3 separate regions of the Homo sapiens genome follow, and regions 1 and 3 are each linked to region 2. The links are chromatin loops, found by intact Hi-C in ENCODE. Cell type or tissue: IMR-90. All regions are shown on one strand.

Region 1 (8,000 bases), 120 kb before region 2:
GAGTTAGAATATTTGGGTTCAGTCTTTGCTCTTCCACTTATTTGTCATGGTATCACAGGATAATCACCTTAATCTCCCTGATCTTCAGTTTTCACATCTATAAAATGAGATCAAAAAGCCTTTAAACTCTGATCATGTGCGGTGGCTTATGCCTGTAACCCTAGCGCTTTGGGAGGCTGAAGTAGGAGGCTCGCTTGAGCTCAGGAGTTCAACGTTGCAGGGAGGTATGATGGTGCCACTACACTCCAGCCTGGGCGACAGAGCAAGACTTTGTCTCTAAAAAACAAACAAAAGAATGGTTCACATGTGAAATATGGTGTTATTTTATGTAGAGCCAGATAAAGTTGGGGATCAGCAGGAGGGTAAAGGCTGCCGATGGGAATGGGGCCAGCCACAGAAAGGTCAGCAGTGGTGCTTCAGGTCTGGGGGAGAATGTTAGTGTTCGTTTCCTAGAGCTGCTGGAACAAATTACTACAAACTGGGTAGTTTAAAGCAAAAATCTATTTTCTCACTGTTCTAGAGGCTAGAAGTCTGAAATCAAGATACGGGCGGGGCCCCTTTCTCTAAACCTTCAGAGAGGAATCCTTTCTTGCTTCTTCCTAGCGTCCGGTGGCTCCCAAGAATCCTTGGAGCTCCTGGGCCTGTGGCTGCATCACTCCAACCTCTGCCTCTGTCTTCGCATAGCCTTCTTTGTGTATCTTTGTACCCAAACCTGCCTTTTTTTTCTTTATAGACACCACACTCCAATCCAGTATGACTTCATCTTAACTTGATTGCATCTGCAAAGACCCTATTTCCAATTATGGTCACATTCACAGGGGACTAGGACTTCAGCCTATCTTTCTGGGGCACACAATTCAACTTACTAGCATGATATTCTATGTAGGGCGACAGAAAATCCAGACTCAGACCCCACTTCTACCATTTTGTGGCCTTGCATACTGGCTTCTCAACTTAAAGGAGAAAGTAAGTAGGTAATTAAGCTTTGTTAAGTGACTGAAATGTGATGGAAGGGTATTGTGAAGTTGGTGGTATCTTTCTATTTTACAGATAAGGAGATTGATCCGGGAAGGGGCACAAAGGCTACCCAAGCATACGGCTGGTAAGAATGGTTTCCTGGAACATGAGTGGTGATGGGTTTCAGTCCATCTGGATTTCAAGTTTGATATAGTAAAAGCCTTATGATTTGATAGAATACCAGAGGGTTGATTCCTGGTCCGCAAGTGAATCAGAAGATGGGAGATTAAATAAATAAACTGTAGTTGAAACCAGAAACCAAGACTTGTACTGGCCTTGGGGAAATGATTTAGACTGCTAGAGCCCTGAGACAGGATGCACGACTATGTCATTACCTCTGGGCAGTGGTCAGTGCAGCACAAAGCCCTGCTCTGGACATGTGATGTGGACCTTGAAGGACAGGGCAGATTCAAATCTCTGCTCTATCTGCAACTGAAGTGGTCCACAGCTGCAACCCTACAGTGCCTTGACTCAGACTGGGCATGAATAGGTTCCCATCTTGAATTGTCTGTGGGTGGTCAGCCTGTCCACCTGTCCTCTACAGTCTGAGACCCCTAGAGACTCCGTCTGCTGGGCATGCAGCACAGCCCACCTCCCAGGCACTGTCTGAATGTAAGCACTGTGCTAGGGATGCAGAGAAGGAATGGGTTTTCCCACTCTGAGGAATTGGCCCTGTATCTGGGGTACATTCCCTCTTCTGAACCCTCTTGCCAGCCCCTTCTCAGGGGCCTAGCTCTCCAGCAGGTAAGGATTGATCTTCTTTTGCCCCGGCCCTCTCGTGGGGCCACAGCTGCAGCTGCCAACAGTTCTGGTCACAGCTCCAGGTGCAGGGGAAAGGAAAAAAGCGATTCTGTTTGCTCATTTAACAGCTTTGAATAGAGCCTTTCAGAAGGGCCTTTGCTTGGCTGGCTCTCTGGCGGCCAACAGAAACTGCTGCCAGGTATATCAACAGCCTTGGAGAAGTTGTCTATTCCAGCCTTTTCCTTTCAACAGGCCAGTCACCTAGAGAAGACTAAAGATGCCCCAGGGTTTGCTCCCTACCATTTGGGCTGCACTGGATAGGGTCAAGGGACCACAGCTGGAGTCAGACTTCTACAGGGTCCCTTGGATCAATGGCTCCCAAACTTGAATCTACCCAGGACCACCCAGGGCAACAGGTTCTCAGACTGGAATTGCATCAGAATCACCTGAGGAGTTGTTAGTGCATTTCTAATAAGTTCTCAGGTGTGGCTGCTGCTGGGGTTCACACTTTAAGGACTACTGATCCAGGGAGTTATAAACACAGAGTCTCAGGCCCTTATCCAGGAGATTCTTGGTTTGAACTGGATGGAGCCTAGGAATCTATATGTTACCAAGCTTGCAGGTGATTCTGAAACACAAGGTTTAAGAAACCAGTGCCTTTGATCTGCATTAAGTCAGTGTGTCCCAAACATACATTCAGGGGGTGGGCTTTGGGCCCATTTAGGGCAAGGGTAGTTATGTATATATAGACATCTCTGTACTTAGCAGCAAGCAGCAGGAAAGAAGTGTGAAATGAGAGTTTATTGCTGAGTGAAAACTGGGATTGCCCCTAAGGTAGATGGAGCTTATGTGCTTTGCTTTTTTAGTAGGTGAGAAATCAGATGTAGCTGGGGGTTCTGGTTACACTCTGGGACTTTGCTCAGCCTATCAGGGGATTATTTCCCCAACTTTGGACCATAAGTCAAATAAGAGTCCTGTACATTCTTCGCTCCTCAAAATTTCCCTCTTCCTAAAATGGATAGAGTAATGCAAGTCTTTGAGATTAGAAGGAAAAATGAATTTAAGTCATAATTAGCATCTTTGAGCTTCTTGCCATATTTGGGGCATAGCCTGGTGAAATGGGGCAAGGCGCGGGGGTGGGGGCGGGGAAAATGAGGGCAGTCCTTGCTAGAGGTCCCAGCTGCAGGGCCTGGGAGGGGTCCAAATGGAAAAAGCAGAGATGGCAAATAGGATTCAGTTCCCATGCTGGGTGTAATGGTTTGGTAGTGGCTGTCTGGAGCTCTGTGTCAAGGGGGATTTTAAGTCTTGCTTTAGCGGAAAAAAAACAGGAAAGAGTGATGTGATCGATTAAGAATGGCTACCATGGATATCTAATTGGGATCTTCTGTCCCTGGGCAAGAGCAGGAGGGCCAGGAGAAGAAACAGCTTCCAGAAACGGGTTCAATGGATGGAGCCTTCACTATAAGGCTGGTGGAGAAGTCTAGGTCCTCATGGGATAAGGAACTGGGGCTCAAGAGCAAAACAGAAAAAAGCCAGTTATCAGGCCTGGGGCTTGAAGTCAGAGGGGCATGAACAGCTAGGGGATGTGACGCACAGTCCCAGAGCACTGGGCTTGAGCACCTTCAATCCCACCTGCACAGGACCAGGATGGGGATGCATGGACTGTGCTGTGGCCCCGGTCACCTGGAATGGTGACCCGGCAAGGCTGCCTGCTGTGGCAGCCTATTCTGACTCATTCTGGAAAGAACACAGATTGGGTTCCTTGGGGCTCCAGAGTCCTGTTGGCAATGCTGACCTCTCCACCCTAACCTCTTCTATCCAGCCTCTGCTGAGGGACTGGCCAGGCCTGGACAAGTCATTTGGGAAGTGTCTGCAATCAGAAGAAAAAGAAAATAGCAAGGACCTGGGAGATCCATTAACTTTTCCACCCTGTGTCCTGACACCTGATTTTCCACTAGGGAAATTCATAGGATGCCTCTGCCTCCTTGACCTCTGTGGCCCTGGCTGGGCCTCCTGACTTTGTTGCTTCATCTCATCCTTCAGAAGATGACCTTGCATCAACTCAGGCAAAGCTTAACACCCAGGATTTCCCACCCCACCCTCCAACATCCTGTCCCTTGTGCAATCCCAGTTTCTGCTACAAGCCTGTGCACATTCCTATCTGAGGACAGAAGAGGTCGTGATGGGCTCACAATTAAGTTTCTGGAGCACCAGAGTGGAGCCAATTAGTACGCAAGGCCTAAACAAATCTTGTGCAGCAGGCTGGGGTTGACGATCTGGTCTTAGGGTTTTTGGGCTCTCAGCAGAACTGGCTAAGGAGAGGAAGCGATAAGGAGGCAGCTCCTTCCACCCTCCCACTCCCCTCAAATAACAGGACTACGGAAAGCAGCCTTTGACTGGTGCCCAAGACATACAAATCAACCCCCTAGCAGCATTTCATCTTCCCAGGTTGGCTGTCAGAGAAGCCTCTTATTTCTTCCCCAGGGTCCCAGGGCCTTTGTCATTTTTCCTCTCCTGCTCACTGTGCAACCACCATTCTATCCCAGTACCAGCGAGAAGTGTTCTTTCCAGGTCCTTCTCCCTGGCTCCTCCACCTTCCAAACCACGAGTACACAGGGTCCATTTAATGATGTCTCTATGTAGAAATAGACAAGAGAATAGGGAGTGTCCTCAGAGAACTTATAAACCCTTTGTACCAGGAGGAAAAGAGGAAGCAGGGCAGTGACTGACCTACAGTGACATGGGAGGCCAGTGATGCCTCCAGGTCTCACTCTTCTTGGGGGTACATCTGTTCCTCCTAACAAGATTGTACATTCTTTGTGAGCAGGAACTATGTCCACACATCTTCAAAGATCCATAAGGTCTTGCAGCGTCTGGCACATAGTATGTGCTCAATAAATGTTTCGTTCCCTCATTCATTTTTTCCCACAAGATTTATTGAGTGCCTCTTATGTGCCAAGCATGGGGACTACAATGATAAACAGGGCTGTGGAGCCCTGATTTCAAGGAACAATGACTAGAGGAAGATGTGAACACCTATAATTGCAAAAGAAGATAAAAAGTCATGATAGACTCTGTTAGGGTGGAGAGTTATCTAAGGCTTCCCAGGGAGACTTGAAGGGTCAGTAGGACCTTGTCAGGTGTTAATGAAGAGAAATAATTATGGCAGACAAAGGGAACAGACTTTGCCATTCCTGGGAAGCATGGAGGCACCCGCGGGATGTTATTACTTAAGTGACCAGACTGAAATGCAAATGATAGAGGCCTTTCTTTCTCATAATCTCTTCTCTGAAACCCTTCATTATCCTCCTCTTAGTGTGGAGGGGATTGGTGGTAGGTGGGAAAGAAGGAGCTCAGCTATCTTATCCTCCTCTCAGTTCTTCTTTAGACCACCTCTCCCCTTTCAACTCTCACACCTAATAAGAGAGGCGAAAGGGTGACAGCATGGCATAATGGTTAAGAGCAGAGACTTTGGAGTAAGACTTTCTGAGATCAAATTAGGCTTTGCTACTTACTAGCTATGTGATCTTAGAACACCCTCTCTGTGCCTCTGTTTCCTATTCTATATAATGAAGACAGCAGCAGAACCTACTTCGTAAGGTTACCGTGAGAAGGAAATAAGCCGTGTACAGCACACAGGAATAGCACCTGCACATCAGAAATGGTTAGTAAGTGCTAGCAATCTTTACTAATCCCATTTCAATTGCTAATGTTACAGAATTACGATACCTTGGGTTCTCTCCGGAGCATCTCTTATTTCAGACTCTGTAGAACTGGCTCCTGAAGCCAGTAGTTCTCAAACTTTGGTGTGCATCTGGATTCCCTGTGGTGCCACTGAGGCAGCCAAGGAGACTCTGCCTCTGGAGATTCGCATTCAGTGGTTCTGCATAGGGGCCCAGGAGTCTGTAATTTTAACGGTCTCTCCAGGTCTTTCTCATTAACACCAAGGACTGCAGTGTTGGGCCATTTGTTTCCCTTTCAGATTTAGGGACTTGAAGATCTTGCCCTATCTCTCCTGTCCCTCAGGGCTGGATTAACTGAAGGACTTTGTTACCTTAGAGAAGCACACCTGGGAGAGGGATGTGAATGTATTTGCATCTTGTTAGCCATCAGGAAGGGACGTGGACAATCTGGTATAATGGAGAAGGGGTCAGTGCCAATGATGAAGATCCCCATAGGGGTGTGAGTAGGTGGGCAGGCACAAATGCCCACATGTGCTTGACACCGCAACTCAGCTTCCAGCGCTCTAGCTACAGTGGAACTGAGGGAGGGCAGGGTGTAGAGAAGGGAGCTCCAGGCCAAATTTCTTTGTCACTTTGGCAACACCTGCACCACCTTCTGGCCCAGGGCTTTGGCTGCCGTCTTTGCCCTCAGCCTCTGCCACAGGTCCACAGTCTTCCTTGTTCACCCCAGCAGGTTGCTTCCTGCATCATGCTGTCCACTGCACTGCTTCATGTCTCCTGGGCCACAGGGCTGTTTTTGTAGGCCTTTCATAATCTGCTCCTCCTCTCCAATTAGCCTTATACAAGTCAGTTCTGCTCTGCAAGTTGCTGAGGTTAACTAGAACACAGAGACTGGCCCAGAGGGGTTAAAGTGGTGAAATGAAAAGAAGGGTGTATCATCCTGGGAGCACTGAAAGGAAGTGATATAAAAGTGATGGGGACAGGTGCAGTGGCTGATGCCTGTAATCCCAGCACTTTGGGAGACCAAAGTGTGTGGATCACAAGGTCAGCAGTTCGAGACCAGCCTGGCCAACATGGTGAAACCTCGTCTCTACTAAAAATACAAAAAATTAGCCAGATGTTGTGGTGCATGCCTGTAATCCCAGCTACTTGGGAAGCTGAGGCAGGAGAATCGCTTGAACTCAGGAGGCAGAGGTTGCAGTGAGCTGAGATCCCAGCTACTGGGGAGGCTGAGGCAGGAGAATCACTTGAACCCAGGAGGTGGAGGTTGTAGTGAGCTGAGATTGCACCACTGCACTCCAGCCTGGGCAACAGAGCAAGACTCTGTCTCAAGTTTAAAAAAAAAAAAAATGATGAGCCGGCTGGGCTTTGGGAGGCCAAGGTAGGTGGATCACCTGAGGTCAGGAGTTCGAGACCAGCCTGGCCAACATGGTGAAACCCCATCTCTACTAAAAATACAAAAATTAGCCAGGTGTGGTGGCTGGTGCCTGTAATCCCAGCTACTCGGGAGGCTGAGGCAGAAGAATCGCTTGAACCTGGGAGGTGGAGGTTGTGGTGAGCCAAGATCACGCCATTGCACTCCAGCCTGGGTGACAAAATGAAGACTCTGTCTCAAAAAAAAAAAAAAAAAAAGTGATGGGCCTCTGGGATGATGGCCCCAACCATTGGGATCACACAGCCGCTGGGGAAATAAACCCCCAAAATGCTGTTTGAGCAAGATGGCCAAAAAATGGTACCCTTGCCGCCACACCCACTCTGCATCAGTCAATCCTGGCACTCAAGACCCAGAGAGGCTGCAAATGCTTCTCAATGGAGTGCCTGAGGGAGCCACCACCATGTTTGGGGATTGATGTGAAGGTAACACTTAGTGGGCATCCCCGTCTGGAAAAATAAGCGAAGCAGCTGAGCTTCACCACATATTAAAAAACCAGCCCTAACAGATATCTGGTGAAGATATCTTCACCACAGGCAAAATAGGAAAGTAAGAAAGAGGCAGGGGTGAGCAGAGACTGGCTCCTCTTCTTCCTGGGAACACAGCTACCCTACATTTCCCAGCCTCCCTTGTGGCCATTTGACTGGGCTCCAGCCAATGGAATGTGAGGAGAAGCCACGGGCCTCTTCCAGGCCTGGTGCGTAAGTCTACCCCACACAGTCCTTTGCGATTTTCCTCTCCCACTTTGGGAGCCAGTGGATGAAGAGGGTGGAACCATAGAATAGAAGGAACCCAGATACAGATCACTGTTCAGAGGAGAGCTGCCTGCCAGTCAGGAAGACCCATTTTGGACTTTATGTGAGCAAAAAATACCTTCTTTCCTTCCTTCCCTCCTTCCTTCCTTCCTTCTTTCTTTTCTCTCCTTCCTTCCTTCCTTTCTCTCTCTCTTTCTTTTCCTTCCTTTCTTCCTTCCTTTCTCCTTCCTTCCTTTCTCCCTTCCTTCCTTCCTTCCTTCCTTCCTTCCTTCCTTCCTTCCTTCCTTCCTTCCTTCCTTCCTCCCTTCCTTCTTTCGACTCACTATGTTGCCTAGGCTGGTTTCAAATTCCTGGGCTCGAGAGATCCTCCCA
Region 2 (8,000 bases):
GAATGCCACAGGCCTGCGATGGATTAACCTGGACAACAACCGAATCCGCAAGATAGACCAGAGGGTGCTGGAGAAACTGCCCGGCCTGGTGTTCCTCTACATGGAGAAGAACCAGTTGGAAGAGGTCCCCTCGGCCCTGCCCCGGAACCTGGAGCAGCTGAGGCTGAGCCAGAACCACATCTCCAGAATCCCGCCTGGTGTCTTCAGCAAGCTGGAGAACCTGCTGCTCCTGGATCTCCAGCACAACAGGCTGAGCGACGGCGTCTTCAAGCCCGACACCTTCCATGGCCTCAAGAACCTCATGCAGCTCAACCTGGCCCACAACATCCTGAGAAAGATGCCGCCCAGGGTCCCCACCGCCATTCACCAGCTCTACCTGGACAGTAACAAGATTGAGACCATCCCTAACGGATACTTCAAGAGCTTTCCCAATCTTGCCTTCATTCGGCTTAACTACAACAAGCTGACAGACAGGGGACTCCCCAAGAACTCCTTTAATATCTCCAACCTGCTTGTGCTCCACCTGTCCCACAACAGGATCAGCAGTGTGCCCGCCATCAACAACAGGCTGGAACACCTGTACCTCAACAACAATAGCATCGAGAGTGAGTGGGGTGGGCCGGGGCGGGGCCGAAGGCAAGGAGGTTGGCTTGTGTAGCACTTCCACCCTCTCTAGGGAGACTCAGGGTGGGGTGGTATAAAAAGCATCCACTTTGGCACTGGACTTCAATTCATGGCCTTGCCACTTGCTATCTGGGTGACCTTGAAAAGATATTTGACCAGTCTGGGAAGTTTCCTCATCTGTAAAGTGAGAATGGTAACAATATCTTCTATCACAAAGGTGATATGAGGATGTAATAGTTTAATATGGAGAAAGTGCCCAGAATACCATACTTGGAGGGTCATAGGTTTTCTTCCTCCATTCTTCCTCAGCCCCAGTTCCTTGGCAACTGGATCTATAGGTAGGGTAGACATGGAATATACTCCTGGACATTCTGCTAAAAACAGAACAGAGACATTTAAATACCTATCCTGAAATGTCCTGGGTCTGCCCTCTGCAGAAACCTGCCCCTGTGGGAAGATGCTTCTTCCCAAGCCTGAGCCTGGGTTTTGATTCAGGGTATGCAACTGGTAAAAATGTGGCAGTCAGGAAAAGAAGGTCTGCATGCTGGTGCTTTCTGAATCTATCTGGAAGGGTGCGATGTTTAGGTGCACTTAAGGAAGAGTTTGCCTAAGTGACATTTACAGGGTTCTGGACTTGGAGTATCAATTGCAGCCCAGGAGAGGAGGCTGGAAGTTGCAGTTTTGCTTCAATCAAAAATTTCAGCTCGGAGCAGAGCATTAGCAGAAAGGTTTAGAAGTGAAATAATATTTTCTGGTCCTTGAACAAAATCAGCCTACATTCACAGAAGGGATGCAGCAGCAGAAGGGAAGAGAGGGATTGAGGGAAAAGAGAAGGACCCCTAGAATGATATTTGGGGATCCTTAGGTTCCAAACCAAAGAATGAGATGGAGATTGTTGGTGTCTCTACCGACACCAACAATGGGCGAATAGATCGTTCACTCATTTGGGATAATTTCAAGAAGTAGGGGAGGATTTTTTTTTTAATCTTACAAAAAAAAAATGGGAAAAGGGGAAGACTGTATAATTTTACCCTGGAGACAGCACACTAAAATAAAACACATTACCCCCAGGAAGCTATGAGGCCAAAATACAGACAGAAGGGATACCTTGATTAATAAATGGCTGATAGGTCTCTACCAGATTGTGGAAGAACAGGTTGCTGGAGGATATCCCAACCTTCTAAGGTTGAAGTCAGAGAACTCACACCTCACCCACATGAGCCCACCCCATCCAGCCTGTCTCCTGTGCCTTTTACCCGACAGAATGGGCTGAGTGGGGCCTAGGTCAGTGGGGTGATTACGTTCTTCACAATGACCATAATGCTGCCACTGGTACTGTCTTTAAACAGCTTACAAAATGCCTTTGCCAACATTCTCTCCCCTGATTACAGGGCAGGCACCACTCTTACCATTTCACAGATTGAAGAACTCAGCATGAGGGTGGCTAGGCCACAGCCCCAAGCTCATAAGAGAAAACCCCCGTGTCAGGGCCCTTCTGCTACTCCAATGGCAAAGAAGAAAGACGAGGAAAAGGAAGAGGAAGACAATTACAATGAAGATGATGCCTACTCTTCCTCCTCCTGCTCCTCCATAAATGATAAGTGAGGCAAGGCTTAGGGAGAATAAAACAGTTCATTTAAATGCTGGCATGCCTGGTGCCACAGGCATCCAACAAGATGTGATGGAGGAAATGGAATCTCAGGCCATGGACCCTTCAGAATCAGTAGGCTCATCATGTCCCGGGGGTTCCGGAGCTCTCCCCAGATCCTCTTTCCTCTTCCTGTCATCCTTATTTCAGTTACCATCTTTTGCCCATCCTCATGTCTCACATCCAATTCAAAGGAAAACCTGCAGAGTAATTTTCACATCCACCTACTGGCTTCAGATCTCACCTTACTCCATTGCTTCTCCACAGTGTAGCCGGATTATCTTTGTACAGCATAAACCTGAACATAGGGATCTCTAAGGACCCTTCCAGATTTAACGCTCCAGGATACCATGGTTCAAGTATCCTGTTAATAACATCGCTCTCACAAAGACAGTCCTGTTCACTGCCATTCCTCAGACCAGAGATCAAAAGCCTCTTAGTGAAAGCCTAACTACCTTCCCAGCTTACTCTCCTTAGTACATCACATTGGGCACTATTACTATTCCCAGATTCGCCCACAAGCAGAATTTTGGCCTCCACAACTTCATTCAAACAGATTCCTCTATCAGAACACCATCCCCCAGGTCTCCACCTGTTGTAATTCTACCTATTCTTGAAGGCCCAGTTCAAAATTTACTTCCAATTCTCTAGAGTTAACTTGCAATAACAGTTGTTGATCAATTCCAACTTAATTCATTTTACAAATGAGTAAACTGAGCCTGGAGGTCAAGGCAGCTCATCTATGATCACACATTCCCAAAGCTAGCCAGTTTCAGAGAGAAGTCTACAGTCCTTGCTCTCGGGTGTCTTCCCCCTTCCCCTTCCTCATCTTGGCCGCCAGCCTCCACTCCCTTCTGATTTCTCGTCTTCTTTTTCCGTAGAAATCAACGGAACCCAGATTTGCCCCAACGACCTAGTGGCGTTCCATGACTTCTCCTCGGACCTGGAGAACGTGCCACACCTGCGCTACCTGCGGCTGGATGGAAACTACTTGAAGCCGCCCATCCCGCTGGACCTCATGATGTGCTTCCGCCTCCTGCAGTCCGTGGTCATCTAGGCCCTACTCCGCCACCGGATCTGCTCTGACCGCACTTGAAGGCTGGGGCCCAGGCACCTGTGCCGGCCATTCGTTTTCTCTCTCTCCCTTTCTTTCTCCCAGCTTTGCCTCCCTTATCCCACCCTCGAGGCAGGGAAAAGCCATCTATTCTTCTGCAGCCTCAGGAGCGAGACTTCAAGGACTCAGTTTGGTTCCACCCAGTTGAAAGACACCCAGTGCACACCCAAACTCCTGGCCTTCTGTGGTTTCCCTTTGCTCCAGAAACACAGATGTGTCTAAAGACTTGGTGTCCCCTTCTCTCTCCTCCCCCACCCGCCACTCCTGGGTACATCTGGGCCGTGGACTATCTGATCTTGGTCCTGGCCGAGCAAACAGCCCGGAGGTAAGGTTCAGAAAGTCCCCCTGGGGACTCCTCCATCTTCGGCAGCTCTGGCTCAAAGAGGCCGAGAAACCCAGTTCTCCTGGGCCAAGGATCCCTTCTGGCAAAGCTGCTGCTCCGCCGCTTGGTTCCCCGGCACCAGACATCGCCCTGGCCCTGCTGGCCCGGGTATCGGGAAGGAGGAGCGAGGGAATGACGGAGGTAGGGTGCAGGGTCAGGGCTCCCGCAGGGGCCTGCATCTGGCCAGCAGGACACAGGGATGCGCAGGGCGCCCCCTTCTGTTCCAGGGTGAACATAGCACACGCCCTCCTGGCTGGGCCTCAGGAGGAACAGCCAAGGAGAAGAATGGCCCAAGGAACTAGGAAGCAGCCATGGGAGAGGGGAAGGGTTCAAGCCCGGGATGGGCCCGCGTGACGTCGATGGGTCCTGCGGCCCCCTTGCCCAACCTCGGGTTTAGGGAGGAGGGTTCACAGTGTTTTTGTGGGGGCGGGGGAAGGAAGAGGCAGCCCCGCCCCCGCCATCTGTTCTCCATCAGTGTGCGCGGCCCAGCCATTTCCACCCTCGGGAGGCGGCTCCTGAGAAACAGGGAGGAAGGGGCGGAGCACCTGGACGTCTCCCAGAAGCCCCTCCACGTTTGAAAATGCGCCTCCTCCTCGGAGACAGACGCATCGGTGCCACCTAGTGGCTGGTGGGAGTAACAGCTGGTCCCAGTCTTGCGCCTGGCCCTCTTCCTGGGGTGATTTTCCTCGGTGGAGGAGGCCCGTGGGGTCCCAACACGGAAGAGCCATGGGCCGTGTGCATGGTGTCGCTCTCCTCTAGGGTCTAGCGGGCACAAACGTCCCCAGGCTGGGCTCATTCCCATCGTGAGTGAGCCCAGGTGAGGACATAGTCGGCTCCCGTTTGTTGTAGGCCCTTCCCAGGTGCCTTCTCAGCTCCCTCATCTGTAAACCGAGGAGGTGGATAAGATGCTCCCGGCCGGGCGCGGTGGCTCACGCCTGTAATCCCAGCACTTTGGGAGGCCGAGGCGGGCAGATTATTGCCTGAGCTCAGGAGTTCGAAACCACCCTGGGCAACATGGTGAAACCCCCGTCTCTACTAAAATACAAAAAAATTAGCCAGGCATAGTGGCGCGCGCCTATAATCCCAGCTACTGGGAGGCTGAGGCGGGAGAATCGCTTGAGCCGGGGAGGCGGAGGTTGCAGTGAGGCGAGATTGTGCCACTGCACTCCAGCTTGGGCGACAGAGTGAGACTCCGTCTCAAAAAAGAAAAAAAAAAGATGCTCCTCTGAGGTCCCTCCGGCGCTCATGTTCCGAGTCTGCAGCTCCACACTTTAAATCATACTCGAATGCAGGACAAGTCCTAAATATTTGCCCCTTCCCTTGCAGTAATTTATTTTCTGTATGGACTGTCCCTCCCCCAGAGGCTTCCCCACCCTCCATTGCCTGGCCCAGGTGAGCAGCTTGGCAGGTCTCCAAGTGGAACCCGGTCCAGACAGGGCTGCCTCGACTTCACCTTTCCCCCTAACTTCCTCCAAGGGATGCTGCCCCTTCTCAGCCCCCTGCGTGTGTATATTGGTGGGAGGCATAGAGGATGGATGTTCTAGAAATGAGTAAGACACAGTGCCCACCCCCAAGTTAGGATGAAAAAAGTTCCAGAGGTTTTTAAGAAATTGGATTAAGCTGGGTCCCTAACTTCAAGAAATTCCCATTATGCTCCTTCTCACCTTTCTTTTTTGCTAATTATGGAAAATAGGGCCCATTTCATCATAGCCTCCTTCCCCCGTGCTCCACTACAATCGCCGCATTCTTTCTAGCTGCAGCTGGTTTCTTCAAGGCTCCTGCTTAAAGTCCACACGTTATTATGGCCGAAAGCAACCTGGTGCTTCGGCCTGGATAAGAGCCCCTTCTGCATCTTATTCACAGCTTGCAGCCTCAGCCCCTTTGATGAGGCCCTCAGGGGAGAGGTCATTACCTTGATCCTGCAAACCCAGACTCGTTGAGCAGCAACGCAATCACCATCATCCCACTGCCCAATCTAGAATATGTCTGCTCTCCTTTGCTCTCTGCAGCTGTAAGCCAGAGGGGATTCAAGGTAAATAGGCTTTACAGGCTCCCCTCCTCCAAACACACACAGAATGGGCTGGTTTCTTTCAAGTTTAAAAAAAGCCCCCTTCTCCATGCACAAGTTCATTCCCTCCATGCTGTCGTCATCGACATATACAGGTGTGTACGTAGGTGTATGTGTGTACTCTGCACGTATATCTCTTCTGTCTTGAAGACCCTGTTAACTTTGTGAAATAACTTCCACATTTCAACACACTTCACAGTACAGGAAATAAAGTAATATGAAAAACACCCTGCGTGAACTCAACGGTGTGAACAGGTCAAGAATAACACTTCAAAGTCATCTTGCCAGCCAGGCGTGGTGGATCACGCCTGTAATCCCAGCACTCTGGGAGGCCAAAGCGGGCAGATCACCTGAGGTCAGGAGTTCAAGACCAGCCTGGCCAACATAGTGAAACCCCTTGTTTACTCAAAATACAAAAATTGGCTGGGTGCGGTGGTACATGCCTGTAGTCCCAGCTACTTGGGAGGCTGAGGCAGGAGAATTGCTTGAACCCTGGAGGCAGAAGTTGCAGTGAGCCGAGATCGCACCACTGCACTCCAGCCTAGGAGACAAAACGAGACTTCATTTAAAAAAAATAAAAATAAAAATAAAAATAAAGTCATCTTGCCACCCACCCCCTACCATTGAGCCACCATGCCCAGCCCCAAAGCCTCTTAATTGCTCTAACAAGATGAGTGGGGAAAAGATTATACTCTTAAGAAATTCCTACGAAAGCTATCCAAAAGCCTTTTCTTTCCTCTTTTCTTATTATTTTTAAATAGAGGCAGGGTCTCATTATGTTGCCCAGGCTGGTCTGGAACTCCTGGCCTCAAGTGATCCTCCCACCTTGGCCTCCCCAGAGTGCTGGGATTACACACGTGAGTCACCATGCCCAGCCCCAAAGCCATTTCTTGAAGAATTTCTCGCAAACTCACAACCCTCATGAAAAATTAATCCTCAGTTCCACGAGACTGCCCACCCACAGACAAAAAAATATATATATTCCTAAAGTCGGACCAGAAATCTGACAGCTGCCTTTGAAACCCAAAGCCTCGGGTTCTTTCAAGCTACATGTACTAAATTGTCGAAGGTCTCCCAGGAGCTCTGTACTGAGGCAGACACAGAAAGACACAAAACGGTCGTCTTTCCTGCCCAAGTAAAGCTTACAGACTAACTGGGGAGATGTAGTGTGCATACAAAACAGTAAAAGAGCCATCTCAAGGACAGAGAGCATAGACCAAGTCATCTGGAATGGTCTACATGCCATGCGGAAGTCCACCGAAGGGTTAGAACAGGGTGTCCCAGACTCTCTCTTCTGAGGGAAGGTTGGTTGCAAAAGTGGGATTCATGACCCTCCCAGGCTACACCATCTTCTTTAGAATGAGAACTGCCAGGTGACGCCCTCGCTGCTCCTACCTGGCTACTAAACATCGACTTCGGTTCACTTCACGGATGTTCAGTGGATATCGGTCACATGCCAGGTCCCCAGCTACGCATTCAAGGATGGATAATATACATAGCAGCACATCCTTGAGGAACTCATACCTTGGTAAAGGGAAAGAAATCCATGAATGGATACCTCTGTGTCCTAAGTGTTTGTAATAATGCTGTGTGTCAGGCCTCTGAGCCCAAGCTAAGCCATCATATCCCCTGTGACCTGCATGTGCACATCCAGACGGCTGGTTCCTACCTTAACTGATGATATTCCACCACAAAAGAAGTGAAAATGGCTGGTCCCTGCCTTAACTGATGACATTACCTTGTGAAATTCCTTCTCCTGGCTCATCCTGGCTCAAAAGCTCCCCCACTGAACACCTTGCAACCCCCACCCCTGGCCACCAGAGAACAACCCCCTTTGACTGTAATTTTCCATTACCTACCCACATCTTATAAAATGGCCCCATCCCTATCTCCCTTCGCTGACTCTTTTCGGACTCAGCCCGCCTGCACCCAGGTGAAATAAACAGCCTTGTTGCTCACACAAAGCCTGTTTGGTGGTCGCTTCACACAGACACGAGTGAAACTACTGTGTATGAACAGTATAAAGGAAAGGGCTTTTACCTCTACCTGAGGAAAACCAGAAAGACTCCTACCATGTGAGCTGGCTCTTAAGGGATAAATCAGATTTTGCCAGGTGGATGAAAGAAAAAAAGACGCCACCTGGACAGGAAACAGCATGAGTACA
Region 3 (8,000 bases), 450 kb before region 2:
CTCTGGGCTATCTTCAGACCAGCTTTACATGATGCCATTTGGCCAGGGGAAGTGGAGTTGCTCGCTGGCACCTGGTTTAGAGAGAGGCCAGGAAAGGGCTAGTGAGAAGAGAAGCAACCAAAGCCAGCTTCTCAGTTGCTAAAATGACCAGGAGGATTTGGGGAGGCCAAGTTGGACCAGATAGCCAGTACCTCACAGTGGGCAGCCTGAGGTCCTGTTCTTCCTTCCTGAGAACTTCTCCAGCCCCTTTCCTGTAAGAAGCTTTAAAAACTCCACCCACAGGTGGCCAACACTAAGGTAATTCACATTCCCGTGCAATCACAGGGTGCTTTCTACTCTTCATTTGCTGCCCAGCCATGATCTCATCCCTCTAAGGAAGGCAAAACCAGGGTTGTGGGTTTTGTCTTGTAGCCGAAGCCTCAGTAGGTGATAACAAGCCTGAGATCAGCCAGCTGGTCTGTGGCAGGACTGTACCCCAGTCTCCTGAGTCCCTGCTCTGGGCTTCTTCCTTTATGCTATGCTACGGGCTGCCTGGGGATCTGCTGGGCTGGGGCCATTCCTGGGATACCTAAGCTCCTTCCTGGCACACTACAGTCTTCTCCAAAGTTAGCCTCTGCCACAAGGGGCCCCTTCCCTAGCCTAGTCTTCTCTTTTGGCCTCTCGTGGCATCTTGGTGTGTGTGGAGGGGTGGGGGAAGATGGGGAGGTGGGCCTGGATGTGGATGAGCTTGGGGGGGTAGGCTGGGGCCATATGGCCTTTCAGCCTCAGGGCTGGAGCATTCAGGGTGGAGGGACCTGGGCATGGTGGGTGGGAGAATTGGAGGAACGGCTGTTATCAGCATCAGGGAGATGGCAGCTCTGGACAGACTGGGGCAGCAGCCCCTCCTCTCCACTCCCAGCTGCTCTGAGGAGCAGGGAGGTGCGAGTAGGCTGCCCTGGCAGCAGCAGTGTTGGGGAAAGGAGGAGGCAGACCAAGCTTCTACTTTTTACTTCTGTAGCCTTCTGGGACCCTGCCCTCCACAGTGGCTGTCTGGCTTGGGGAAGGATCCCCTTGACCAGAGTTTGTGTCCAGTTTCTATGCATGGGAGTGTGTATGTGGCCACATGTGTATCTGTTCTAGGTCTCTGTGTTTCTATCTTGGGGCATGTGTGTGTGCATGCCCACGTGCCTGCTTGCACTACTGCGCCCCTCTGGGAAGGGCTGCGAGTGTGAGCTCTGAATTTTCAAGCTGGTGCACTAACTTTCCTCAGATCTAGACCCCACATTGCTCCCTAGTCTCCCTCTTCCTTTCCCCTGTTTCTGCCTAGAGCATCAGTACTCTGGGGAGGGGGTCCAGGTAGGAGAGGCCCGGCCCTTCTCTCTTTTCCCTGCTGGGTTCAGTCCTGCCACAGGCCTGTGCAGTGTCTGACCTCTTACCTCACACTGGGTCCTGATGCTTCTTGTCCACCCTGACCCTCCTAGTCTGCCTGTTATTCTCACCCCGAGGGTAGACAGAAGGCTTTCATTGTGTCTCCCATAAGATAAGAGAGAGGGGAAGGAGGGAAAATATCATTTTTGGGCCACCTCCAGTGTGCCTATTGCTGTGCTGAGGGCTTCACACCCCTTCTGTCCTGCAACTGGGACCTCTGAAGACAGTCCTCTCTGAAAAACGACTAAGGTGGTAGCTTTCTAACGTAGACAGGGAGGTTGGAATCTGATTGTAGGCAGAGAAATCCCTCGCTGCATGCGGCCTTTTTCTCATTACTTTCCTGTTACTTCATCGCCGGCTTCCTTTGCTCTGACCATTGGGCTCCTGTGCCAGGCTCAACGTATCAGCAGAGCCAGGCTATGCACATGCTGACTGACCTCACTGGTGACTTCTGCAGTGTCAGCAATGGGTAATGACGCCAAGAGAGCAGATTCTCAGCCATGATAGGGGCCACACTGTAGCCCCACCCTAGGAGAGTGGCACCCTGCACCTCTATATCACCCCTGGGTTCCTTTCCATCATTCAGTCCCTGCTCTGATGCAAAGGTAGGAGGCTGTGAACTCCGAATCCAAGCCTGCTGTCTGCTAGGCCTGCGTGCTGTCCTCCTTGGCAGGTTTTGGAAATGGGGAATGACTTGAGCCAGAGCCTCCTCCCTGAATTATGGGCAATGTAGCAGGTCAGGGCTCTCTGCCTGCCCCAGTACCCAGTCTGTGCCTCTCCAAACCCTTAGCCATGTTGTGCCAGTATCCAGGGCAGGAACTACTCTGCCCCTGTTTCCTAGGACCCCAAGAGTCCAGCCTTTAGGACTCACAGCCACTCCCACTAAGAGTCCTTTCTACCCATCTGCATTTGCCTTGGTTGGCTTAAGTGATGGGGAAAAGGTTGGGGGTGGCACAGAGACCCTATTTCCTCCCCTCCAACCCCCAGGTCTCAGGAGGACTCTGGGCATCCTGCCGGCTGCTCCCCTGCCGCTGACTGAATCATTTCTATATTTGGCCAGTGAGCCACGTGGGTAGGGGAACCACTGCCACTGCGGCTGCACTTCTGACAGCTGTGGGGAGCAGGGGGAGGCAGAGGCTGGGCAGTAGGCATGTGCATTCCTTGGGAGAACTAAGGAGGTGCCATCAGAGTGAGTAAGCCTGGAGAAGGGGCATGCGCCAGCACCTCCCTCTCCTCCCCCATGTTCTAGTTCAGGTCCTGTCTCCTCTGCTCCACCCCCTCCCCTGATGCCCTTCTCCACCCAGTTGGTACTCACAGCAGTCTCTTTTCCCACAGACACACTGCCCTCCAGAAACGATGGGTGTCGCTAGATCCAGCTGGGACTCTGCCAGCCTCCGGCACTCAGTCTAAGAGAAGGGCCATCTTCCAGCCCTGCTGTCCCTGCCTGTCATGGCCACATTCGGCTGCTGTCTGCATGTCTGGGGACACAGGGCACCCAGCCCCAGCCCTGAGAAGTTAAGCCAGGCCTTCTGGCTCAGTTCCACAGGGGCACTCCAGACCCCAGGCCCCTTTCAGAGCAAAAGCAACTGATGCTATGGGAGAAGCCCCTGCCCACCTGTCCACTCGCCTGGCACTGCCCACTCTGAGACCCATGCACTGGGTTCCCCTGGAGGTGCCAACCCTGTGAGTCCCTCCCTGTCCCCTGACGCTGAGAAGGCCCTGCCAACCCCCACCATGTGTGAGGTGATGCCCACAATCAATGAGGGGGACCGCCTGGGTCCCCCTCATGGCGCCGATGCTGACGCCAACTTCGAGCAGCTGATGGTGAACATGCTGGACGAGCGGGAGAAGTTGCTGGAGTCTCTTCGGGAGAGTCAGGAGACCTTGGCGGCCACACAGAGCCGGCTCCAGGATGCCATACACGAGCGGGACCAGCTCCAGCGCCACCTTAACTCCGCCCTCCCCCAGGTAAGGCCCGAAGGCCTGCGTCTCTCTTAACCCCTTTCCCTCCTCTAGCCCTGCTAGATCCACTGGGCCCTCAGCTCATCTGCATCTATTTGCATATCAATAATTGGAATTCACTGAGCATTTACTCTCCTTCATCTCTCTACGTGAATTCTTTCCCTGTCACTCCCATGCTCCTCAGTCTGGAAGGTGAAATGGATGGAATTTGATGTGGGTAGAAAAACGCAGCCATAGGTGTCAGCTACAGTGAGCTCAGGCGGCCAGTAGGTGGCACCCTAGACTGGAAAGAAACCTCCTCCCTGCGTACTCCTCTCCAGTGCCCTATTCTTGGAGGTGGGTGGGGAATCACAGACAGTAGAGATGGGTGAGTTCTTAGAGATCATCTCGTCCAGCTCCGTTATTGCATAGATCAAAAAAGCAAGAGACATCACATGGAAGATGATAGGCAGGGCTGAATCTAGCAGCCAGATGTCTCGACATCCTGTCTCACACTCAACAGCACAACCACCAGCTGTCCTGTAGTCCCGTGTACTGTGTCCTTTCTGTGGACCAAGCACTTTATAAGGATTCTCTCACTAAACTCTTACAACCCTGAAGTTGGTGCTGTTACCACCATCATCCCATTGTACAAATCACGGAACTAAAGCTGGGGAGATGAGTAAGTTGCTCGTGGCCATGCAGGTAGTGTGTGGTGGAGGCAGGAACTGAGCCTGGGGCTAAGTTTCTCACCACTGCACCTATTTCTCCCTCACTGCATTGGCCTGGGAGCTCCCTGCTGATGCCTGCTTATCACCCACTTGGTAGATATTCCAGGCATGGCGCATGCTCTGGGAATGCAGGAGGGAGCAGGAGCCTGGATGATTTGGTTCTTGGGCTGTTTAGCTGCTGCTTGTCAAAGAAGCTGTGAACTCTGCCTGATAACCAGACCCAGAGAGGGCTGGGGGTTGTGTGTCTGTGAGACAGTGCTCACAGTGACTGTGGGAACATCCTGCCCTCTCTGCCCCTCGTATGAGCAGAGAGATGGGTATTGAAAGCCAGCTGTGGACACATGGCATAGCCTACCCTGACCCAGTGGGGGCGCTGCTGGGGTTGGGAAGGCAGCCCTGAGGAGCCGAAGAGCTCAAGCCTCAGCGCCAGGCCCTTCCCAGTGTGTGGGGAAGAGAACAAGGGCTGGGCCTGAGTGGGTGAGTTTCCTACACAAAAGTGATGCTTGGTGGACAAGAATACAGAGCCCTGGTGAAGCAGTTGGGTGGGCAGGTGGGGACCTCCTCTTTCACTGTGCACGAGGCTCTGAAGTTGCCCTAGAGTGAATGAACTAGTTCCTGCCACCAAGGAGCTCATAGACTAGGAAGGAGATACACCACCCATGTGACCGGAGAGAATGCAGAGGAAGATAAGAGAGGCCCAAAAGGGTTATTAAGCACAGTATCAGTGATAAAAATAGCTGCTTTTGATGGGCTTGGGCTAAGTGCTTTCTATACATTGGCTCATTTGACTCTCATACCAGCACCTGGAGGGAGGACTGTTACGTCTGTCTTACAGATCAGAGAATGAGGCTCAGAGAGATTAGGTAACTTATTCAAGATCATACAGCTAACAGGGGCAGAGCTGAGATTTGATCCCAGGCCTACTTGACTTCCCACACTGAAGCTTCATGAGGTCAGGGGTTGTGTCTTTCTTGTCACTATATCCCCAGTGATCTGCACAGGACCTGGTACATGATAGGTGCTCACAAATATTTGTGGTTGAATGATGGACTCCCAAGTTGGTGTTCTTGACCACTCCTCCAAATGGCTTTCAGGAGAGGGAGAGAGCCTCCCCGTGGGGAGTCTGGACAGCTCCCAGCAAGGCTGTATCCTTTGAGATGGGCTTTGAAGGATGATTATGATTTCATCGGGTGGTGACAGAGGTTTTTCCAGGGGGAGGGAGTCCACTGAGCCAAGATGTGATATTAGGAAGGCATGCTGGTGTTTAGAAGCAGCAGGTGATCCAGGTTGACTGGGTCTTAGGTGATATGGAAATGACATGAGAGAGAAGTTTGAAAACCAGGATAAGAAGTTTGTATTTGTAGGCTGGGTGCAGTGCCTCACTCCTGTAATCCCAGCACTTCAGGAGGCTGAGGTGGATGGACTGCTTGAGGTCAGAAGTTCAAGATCAGCCTGGGCAATGTGGCAAAACCTCATCTCTACAAAAATCCCCAAAATTAGCTGGGCATGGTGGCAAATGCCTATGCTGCCAGCTACTCGTGGGGCTGAGGTGGGAGGATCGCCTGAGCCCAGGAGGTCCAGGCTGCAGTGAGTTGAAATTGAGTCACTGCACTCCAGCCTGGGTGACAGAGGAGACCGTCTCCTGTGTTTGTAGACAGCATTGTGCTTTGGGAGATTTGTAGACAGCAGGGTGTCAGATAGGTTAGAGGTGGAAGGGAGGGGACAGGTATCCTGTGGTGGGGGGAGATAAGACAGCTGCTGAGCTTGAGGCCAGGAGAGGGGGCAGCACCAGCCTTTTGGTGGTGGTGTCATGGTGTAGGGCTGGGTGGCAGGCTGTCAAGCCCTGTCTCTGGTTACAAGCATGTGTACATGACTGTGTGTGCCTGTGAAAGTGTGACTGTGTTTGTGCATAAGCTGAGGGGTGAGACAGCATCAGGCCTGGGCTTCTGGAGTATGAGATGCTTGACCTTGACCACCTTTGGCCATGGCCCTGACAGAAAGGCAGTAATTGAGTAATAATGTCAGAGGTTCATGGTTTCTCATGCTCTGGCATCTCTTGTCCCTTCTGCCCTCCCACAACCCTTCTAGCCCCTTTTGCCCTATCTGGAGTGATGAGAGGGGATTGGGAGTTCTTCCTTTGGTCATGAATCCTTGGTGTGTGAGGGAGGCTGCAGGTTAGGACAGGGATGAGGCCTGTTGCATCGCTCTTAGACCTTGGACATCCACAGAGTTGGGGCCACTCATTTGAAAACCTCCCTGGAAGGAGGTGATGTTTAGCTAAACAGGATATGATGAGCCTGGAATGTGGGAGCAGTCTCTCACCCCTGTATGCTTGTCCTGATGGGGGAGGGTGGGCTGGCAAGGTCTCTGAAGTTATCTGGGCCTGACAGTGTGGAAATGGGCCCCTCTAGAAGTGATACTTGGTACATGGATATTTGGTAAAGCCAGGGCAACTGCCTTGGCATCAGGAGCTGGGATGTAGCCCTTGCTTGGTTGAGCAGGGCTCCTAGAAAGCCTGACTGGGCAGGTCTGCATACTCTCTTGCTCCTATGTAGGTAGGTCCTTTGATCTGCTTATTTCACCCGCTACTTGCAGTTTGCAAAGCCTTGGGATGGGGCTGGAAGAGCTCCCTGGGGCACTCATGCAGGCATTATCTTCAAAAGCTCTTTCTCTTCCCTGTTTCTTTTATTTATTTATTTTTATTTTTCGAGACGGAGGCTCACCCTGTCGCCCAGGCTGGAGTGCAGTGGTGCCACCTCAGCTCACTGCAACCTCCGCCTCCCGGGTTCAAGTGATTCTCCTGCCTCAGCCTCTGGAGTAGCTGGAATTACCCAGGTGTGCGCCACCACGTCTGACTAATTTTTGTATTTTTAGTCGAGACAGGGTTTCACCATGTTGGCCAGACTGGTCTCAAACTCCTGACCTCAGGTGATCTGCCCGGCTCAGCCTCCCAAAGTGTTGGGATTACAGGCGTGAGTCACTGTGCTGGGCCTTCTCTTCCCTCTTTCATATCCATCAGTTTCTGTTTGGACCTTAATCCACCAAACCAGAAGCAGAATTCCCCTCCATCAGTTTCTAAAGGAAAATGTCATTGAATTCCTGGAGAAATGGAAATGCCAGGTGGGAGGGAGGATGTAATCTGGTCATATTGGTGGCTGGATGGGGAAGGGTCTGCAGAGCAGACTCAGTGACTTTCTCACTCTTGTGTACAACTCTGTTCCCTTGGATTCTAACACATGGAATGCATGGAGGACCCAGAGATGTGGACCCCTCTGGAGAAGCACATGCTAGCTACAGGTTTACTGACCTGCAGTGTGGATGGATTGGGATTTTGTGGGGGAGGTGGTGGAAGTAAGGGATGGGTGAGAGGATCCCACCACTGACTTGCATGTGCAGGACACTGCTTTGGGGGTGAATCCTGAAGCACTGAGGGGCCTTGGGGGTTTTCAGGAATTTGCCACCTTAACCCGGGAGCTGAGCATGTGTCGGGAGCAGCTTCTAGAGCGGGAGGAAGAGATATCAGAACTGAAAGCAGAACGGAATAACACACGGGTAAGTGGGGATGACCTTGTGTCGCGCGCGCGCACGTGTGTGTGTGTGTGTATGGGGGTGTGTTGTGAACACCTTGACCAAGAGAGCAGGCAAGAGTGGGGCCAGGCACAGTCCTAGCTCAAGCCCCATCCTTCCCTCTTCCTGTCTCCCATCCTGGGGTGAGAGTTACATCGTTTAACCACCAGTGCTGGGCTCTCCACCTGTAGTTGCTGGTTCACAGAAAGCTCAGGGTCCTGGGGAGAGGCCGGGGCAGTCACCTTGAGTAGTATCAGTTGGGGCGGGAGCTCTGTGCCCATTTGGAAGTATTTCAGTGTTTTCACAGTGGGGTGGCTGTAACTCATGTCTGCTCGGGGATCACATGGACCCTGC

What was found. Hi-C counts contacts between places; a loop is a spot of excess contacts. Peaks named below come from ENCODE experiments on the same cell type or tissue, not always from the same donor. Only the 100,000 strongest peaks of a DNase experiment are listed, where the experiment ranks them.
Region 1: a loop joins it to region 2, with 11 times the contacts of the local background. A loop is called at or near these places in 36 of 110 quality-filtered maps.
Region 3: it touches region 2 in a loop (5-fold over the local background); 4 of 110 quality-filtered maps call a loop at or near these places.

The regions. Positions count from the first base shown.
Region 1 is chr1:203,365,382-203,373,381 of GRCh38, forward strand. It overlaps LOC102723529 (a long non-coding RNA gene), which reads left to right and starts at 7,602. Exons shown (of 7, transcript XR_922438.3): 1 at 7,602-7,731. In IMR-90, a CTCF peak has its summit at 3,927; DNase peaks (open chromatin) are centred at 1,280 and 3,910; H3K27ac peaks cover 245 bases; H3K27me3 peaks cover 264 bases.
Region 2 is chr1:203,483,553-203,491,552 of GRCh38, forward strand. PRELP (proline and arginine rich end leucine rich repeat protein) reads left to right here. Exons shown (of 3, transcript NM_002725.4): 2 at 1-605; 3 at 3,154-7,800. The coding sequence ends at 3,329. Among named protein-coding and RNA genes, the nearest start is that of OPTC, 6.6 kb to the right of the region's middle. RefSeq lists an enhancer at 7,908-8,000. In IMR-90, CTCF peaks have their summits at 3,976 (motif pointing left) and 4,386 (motif pointing left); DNase peaks (open chromatin) are centred at 4,009 and 4,319; H3K4me3 peaks cover 226 bases; H3K27ac peaks cover 1,071 bases.
Region 3 is chr1:203,035,868-203,043,867 of GRCh38, forward strand. It overlaps PPFIA4 (PPFI scaffold protein A4), which reads left to right. Exons shown (of 30, transcript NM_001304331.2): 2 at 2,743-3,375; 3 at 7,530-7,631. The coding sequence starts at 3,142. Among named protein-coding and RNA genes, the nearest start is that of PPFIA4, 13 kb to the left of the region's middle. RefSeq lists enhancers at 3,387-3,546, 5,228-5,729, 5,730-6,229. In IMR-90, CTCF peaks have their summits at 2,775, 3,639 (motif pointing right) and 4,459; DNase peaks (open chromatin) are centred at 2,534 and 3,664.